Linked DNA regions of Homo sapiens: region 1 is linked to region 2. The links are chromatin loops, found by intact Hi-C in ENCODE. Cell type or tissue: endothelial cell of umbilical vein. All regions are shown on one strand. Region 1 overlaps DCAF5 (DDB1 and CUL4 associated factor 5). Region 2 has its middle 59 kb from the start of ACTN1-DT.

Region 1 (2,500 bases), 63 kb before region 2:
GATGTACAGTACGTAACACTTGATAATAAACAGCTGTGTTACTGGTTTACCTGTTTACTGTATTGTATTTCTTATAGTTATTTTAGTGTATATTCCTACTTATTAAAAAAAGTTTACTGTAAAGCAGCTTCAGGCAGGTCCTTCAGGAGGTATTCCAGAAGAAGGCATTATCATAAGAGATGATAGTTCCACGTGTATTATCGACCCTGAAGATGTTAGTAGAACAGATGTGAAGGTAGAAGATAGTGATATTGATGAGCCTGACCCTGTGTAGGTCTAGGCTAATATGTGTGTGTGTGTGTGTGTGTGTGTGTGTCTTTGTTTTTAACAAAATAAAAAGTTTAAAAAGTAAAAAAAAAAAAAAAGAATAAGGATATAAAGAAGGAAAGTGCTTTTGTACAGCTGCACAATGTGCCTGTTTTAAGCTAAGTATTATAACAAGAGTCAAAAAGTTAAAACAGTAAAAAAGTTTATAAAGTAAAAAAGTTATAGTAAACTAATGGTCGGGCGCGGTGGCTCATGCCCGTAATCCCAGCACTTTGGGAGGCTGAGGCAGGGATCACTTGAGGTCGGGAGTTCGAGACCAGCCTGGCCAACATGGTGAAACCCTATCTCTACTAAAAATACAAAAATTAGCCGGGCATGGTGACGTGTGCCTGTAATCCCAGCTGCTCAGGAGGCTGAAGCAGGAGAATCACTTGAACTCAGGAGGCGGAGGTTGCAGTGAACCGAGATCACACCACTGCACTCCAGCCTGGGTGACAGAGTGAGACTTTGTCTCAAAAAAAAAAAAAAAAAAAGTTATAGTAAACTAAGGTTAATTATTGCAGAAAGAAAAATATTTTTAAATAAATGTAGCGTAGCCTGTGTGTAATATTTATATAGTCTATGGTGGTAGTGTACAGTAATGTCCTAGGCCTTCACATTCATTCATCACTCACTCACAGACTCACCCAGAGCAACTTCCAGTCCTGCAAGCGCTATTCATGGTGGATACCCTATACAGGTGTACCATTTTTTTAAATCTTTTATACTGTATTTTTACTGTGGCTTTTAAATGTTTAGATACACAAATACTTACCCATTGTGTTACAGTTGCCTATGGCATTTGGTGTTCCATATAATAACATATAGTAACATGCTGTACAGGTTTGTAGCCTAGGTTATACCACATAGCTGGGGTGTGTAGTAGGCTATACCTTCTAGGTTTGTGTGAATACTCTCTATAATGTTTACACAACAAAATTGCCTAACAACACATTTCGTAGAACATATTCCTGTCATTAAGCGATGCATGACTGTATTAACATATCCAGATTTATCTTCTTTTGCCAGTTAAGAATTTGAGTCAACCTTTGACTCTCTGTTGCGTCAGCTTAGGTTTTTCTTCCAGGAAGTCTTTTGTGACTACTCCCACTCCTGTCTCCCCAGTAGAGGGCAGTTATTCTTCCTCTGTCCTCTCTTGGCAGATCTTCCCCTTATTACAGCACTGTTCATGGAAACGGTAACATCTTTGAATCCATGTGTGTGACACAGTGCCTAAGATAGTCAGCAGGTATTCAATAAATATTTAAATGAAAGTATGCATGAATAAATGAATTACTGAATTGTAGGGAAGGGTGTGAAGTGAATGACTTAGATGAATCCTTCTGGCCCTGATGCATTGCAGTCTGATGCTGTTCTTTTTAATAGGTGGAATAATCCATCTCCACAGCATATTCTGTGAAATCTTGTTGAACCAAGAAGCAGAAAAAACTTGCTTCTATTTCGGCTGCTTGATTGTGTGGTCAGGGTCAAGTCATATAATTACTCAGGACCTTGGTCTCCTCCAGTGTAACATAGGTTGATGTTAACCACACTGTCTATTTTATAGGATTATTTTAAGGATTAGATGATATGATATACATGAAAACATTTTGGAAATTAAATTTACTGAAGAACTTGTTGCTTCTTCAGGGGTATCTATGTTGATATAATCCCTTCAGTGAATTCTTTGTAGTTTGAACTTTCTATTTTGTAATTCCAGGTTTGACCTTATGTTTTATGTGTTGGGAGTCACATATTTTAGATAGGGACTTCTTAGTATACTCTCAATAATAATCTTGGCTTCTTTTACCCATGAATTTGCCCATATGTAGAAGACTTTCCAAGAACACTGCTAATATTTCTGGATTATGCATAAAATACTTGTGTGTTTTGAATCTGTTTTCTATTCTGATCACTTAACTTTCCCATTTGTTTATGGATACTTTGGAAGTGGGATGGTGGATCTGTAGAAAGAAATAAAACTGAGTGTAGTTTCAGACCTAACTTGGTGACTATGTCCAATGCTAACCAAGGGAAACTTGTTTTGTATCTAGAAATCTACCAAAGGAGGGATATTATTTGCCCTCATTGAGAAGGATGGTAAGGGACACTAAGATTGAATTTCAGAGACCTTTGAAAATTTTTGTTTGACTGTTATTATATGGATTTAAAATAATGACTGGATTTCAAATTT
Region 2 (2,500 bases):
TCAGTGTTGGGTGCTGGGAAAACGAAGATGAATAAAATGATTTTCTGAGCCAGCTATCTTGGGTACAAGAGACAGAAACCCAGCGTAAACTGGCAGCAGCTGGAAAGGGAGTGTATGGCTCCCTGAACTGAGTTGTTGGAACTTGCTCTTCTCTTCTTTTGCACCATTCTCTGTGGATAGGCTTCTGCTGTATAGCCTATTCCTACTCCTCTTAGCTTACAGACATAGGTGGGAAATGAGGCAACTCTTCAAACACATTCCTAGTCTCCCTTCCTGTGGAAACACAGTGGGTGCATCCAGTGGTGAGTCACACAGGCTAAGACTGTAGTCACTGAGCAGAAATGACAAAGAAATCAATCTCTGATCAGGAATCCCAGCACTCTGAACCCTAAAAGAAGTCTCTGCCTATTAGAAGATGGGTGATGGCAAGTGTCAGAAAATGCAGCTCAAAGTACATGGAAGAATGATGATTTTTTGCTGTAAACATAACTGAAACATTCCATGATAGAGTGGCCTTAAAATGTATCAGAGTTCTGTCTCTTTCTCTGCAGTTCTCTTGGCTCTGCCCTCCATGTGTATCTGCCTTGTCTCAGGCTGGCTTCCTCCGAGGAGTTAAGGCAGCCAACATCATCAGCCAGGGCAACACACTGCCTCATTCTCATCTGGGGACAGGGCAAGCAAATCTTCCTGCAGAAAGGAAAGTCTGAAGGGTGGCTCTGCCTGGACCACCACAGCCAGGGCAATGCCCAAACTCCTGAGGCCAAGAGGGCAAGAGGCGTGGTGTGGGGCTGATGGGCTTTAAAATCAGAAGCCAACTGGAAGATTGCAGCTTGCTTCACAGTGGGAAAGGGGTGGATGGACGCTGAGAACACGAGCACATGCCTACCATGGGGTCATAAATCTCATTTACAGATGGGGAAATGGGCTGAAGACCTCCCAAGGTTCAACATCCAGATGACGGCAGATCCAAGACCAGATAGTGGCAGTCTTGGCTACAGTCCAGTCAGTTGCTTTTGAATCAGTCATGGAATAGAAGGTCTCGGTGGTTAACAAACACCCCTCACTAGGGAGGTTCAAGCCAGGGCTGATGACGTCATAGCTATAAAAGGAATGACCACCCTGATCTCCAAGGGAGGAGGAATTGATGCTCTGTAAGAACAGCAGGGAGATTAGCTCACTAATCCCAGGATGGAGCCCCACAGCAAGGCAGGGAAAGGCTTATCCTGTTCAGTTTCTTGGATTTGTAATTTCCTGAGGGAAGCTCTGGCTTCCCCTCTGCCCTCTCCTCTTCCCTGCCCTATTCCCAGGCTGAGATGGACCGGCCGGGGCTGGTAATTGTGTTAGCTCAGTTTCCTCCCTGGCCCTGCCATCTCCATAATCTGATTTCAGAGGGACGAGGGATGGCAGGGTCCAGGCTCAGGAAGAGTTCTGCTCCCTCGTGTCCATCGAGCCTGCTAATTTGATAGAGCCACTTGCTGAGCTTCCACAGAGCCCCCATTAGGAACCAATTTCATCTGGTTACCAAGCCCTGGGCCTGGAGAGCTCTCCTGGTCTCAGCCCAAAAGGAAATTCAGCTTCCAATTCAATTTCTGCATAAGGACGTTAAGGCTTCATTATCATAACAGCAACCAGTGATTAAGCACCTACTATGTGTCAGACAGTGCTGGGTGCTGTGGCTCTGATGACTCATTAGGTATGATGTCACCCTTGGAAGCCCAGAGGTGCTGCCAGCGAGGCCTGGGACTGTCAACACTTGGCTACCTCCCTTTTGTCATGCAATTCTCCCTCTATTGGAATGGACTTGCCCTTGTGCAGGAGGACTTTCACCAGTTCTTGTGTGATCCTCAAGAGCAGCCTTGTTTCCAGGGGAAGATTACTGCCCTGTGTGAAGTATGAAGTGTGAGTGTGAAGTAGGATCTGACCCAAATCTCCTCTCCCACCCAAGGATTCCTGGTGTCTAACAGGGGCCAATAGCCACTCCAACCACTGGAGCTCACCTCCACCATCCCGCCCCATTGCCATGAAAACTGGCCTCTGTAGACCCCATTCTAAAGCCCAGCCTGCCAGGCATCCTGGAGGGCATGCACCAGGGCAGGAAGGAAGCTCTGCCCCCATTGGCTCTAGGACCTTGGACGAGTTACCTAAACTCTGAGCTGGAGCTTCCTCATCGGAAAATGGGGATTGTATAATCTACCCTATAGAACATGGAGCTCCCATGACCTGATGACACAGATTCAAACAGGTAACAAACAAAGGAGTAAATGTGTAAAGTGCCCCATAGTGACACATGCTCTGCCCCAGTAGCTGTGAGGGAGGCTGCTGGACCCACAGTTAAGGTCAGGAAAGTGATGAGTGACTCCCACGCCCTACTCACCCAGATAGACAGCCTACACCCTCTCTTAGGCGGCTGGCCAGCCTACTGCCAGAATCAGTCTGGGTACCCACAGCTACAGCCTGCATGACCCTCTGCCGTGGGAAGCCCCTTCTCTCAGGCTGTTTT

Evidence for each region. A loop is a pair of places that touch in the nucleus more often than their neighbours do. Peaks named below come from ENCODE experiments on the same cell type or tissue, not always from the same donor. Only the 100,000 strongest peaks of a DNase experiment are listed, where the experiment ranks them.
Region 1: a loop joins it to region 2, with 3 times the contacts of the local background. A loop is called at or near these places in 4 of 110 quality-filtered maps.

Annotation. Positions count from the first base shown.
Region 1 is chr14:69,100,408-69,102,907 of GRCh38, reverse strand. The region is part of intron 5 of DCAF5 (DDB1 and CUL4 associated factor 5); the gene reads left to right. Among named protein-coding and RNA genes, the nearest start is that of DCAF5, 51 kb to the left of the region's middle. In endothelial cell of umbilical vein, a CTCF peak has its summit at 1,440 (motif pointing right); a DNase peak (open chromatin) is centred at 1,427; H3K27ac peaks cover 821 bases.
Region 2 is chr14:69,037,232-69,039,731 of GRCh38, reverse strand. No RefSeq gene overlaps it. Among named protein-coding and RNA genes, the nearest start is that of ACTN1-DT, 59 kb to the right of the region's middle. RefSeq lists enhancers at 941-1,638, 1,639-2,335. In endothelial cell of umbilical vein, no CTCF peak of the experiment used is centred here; DNase peaks (open chromatin) are centred at 301, 1,091 and 1,701; H3K27ac peaks cover 2,500 bases.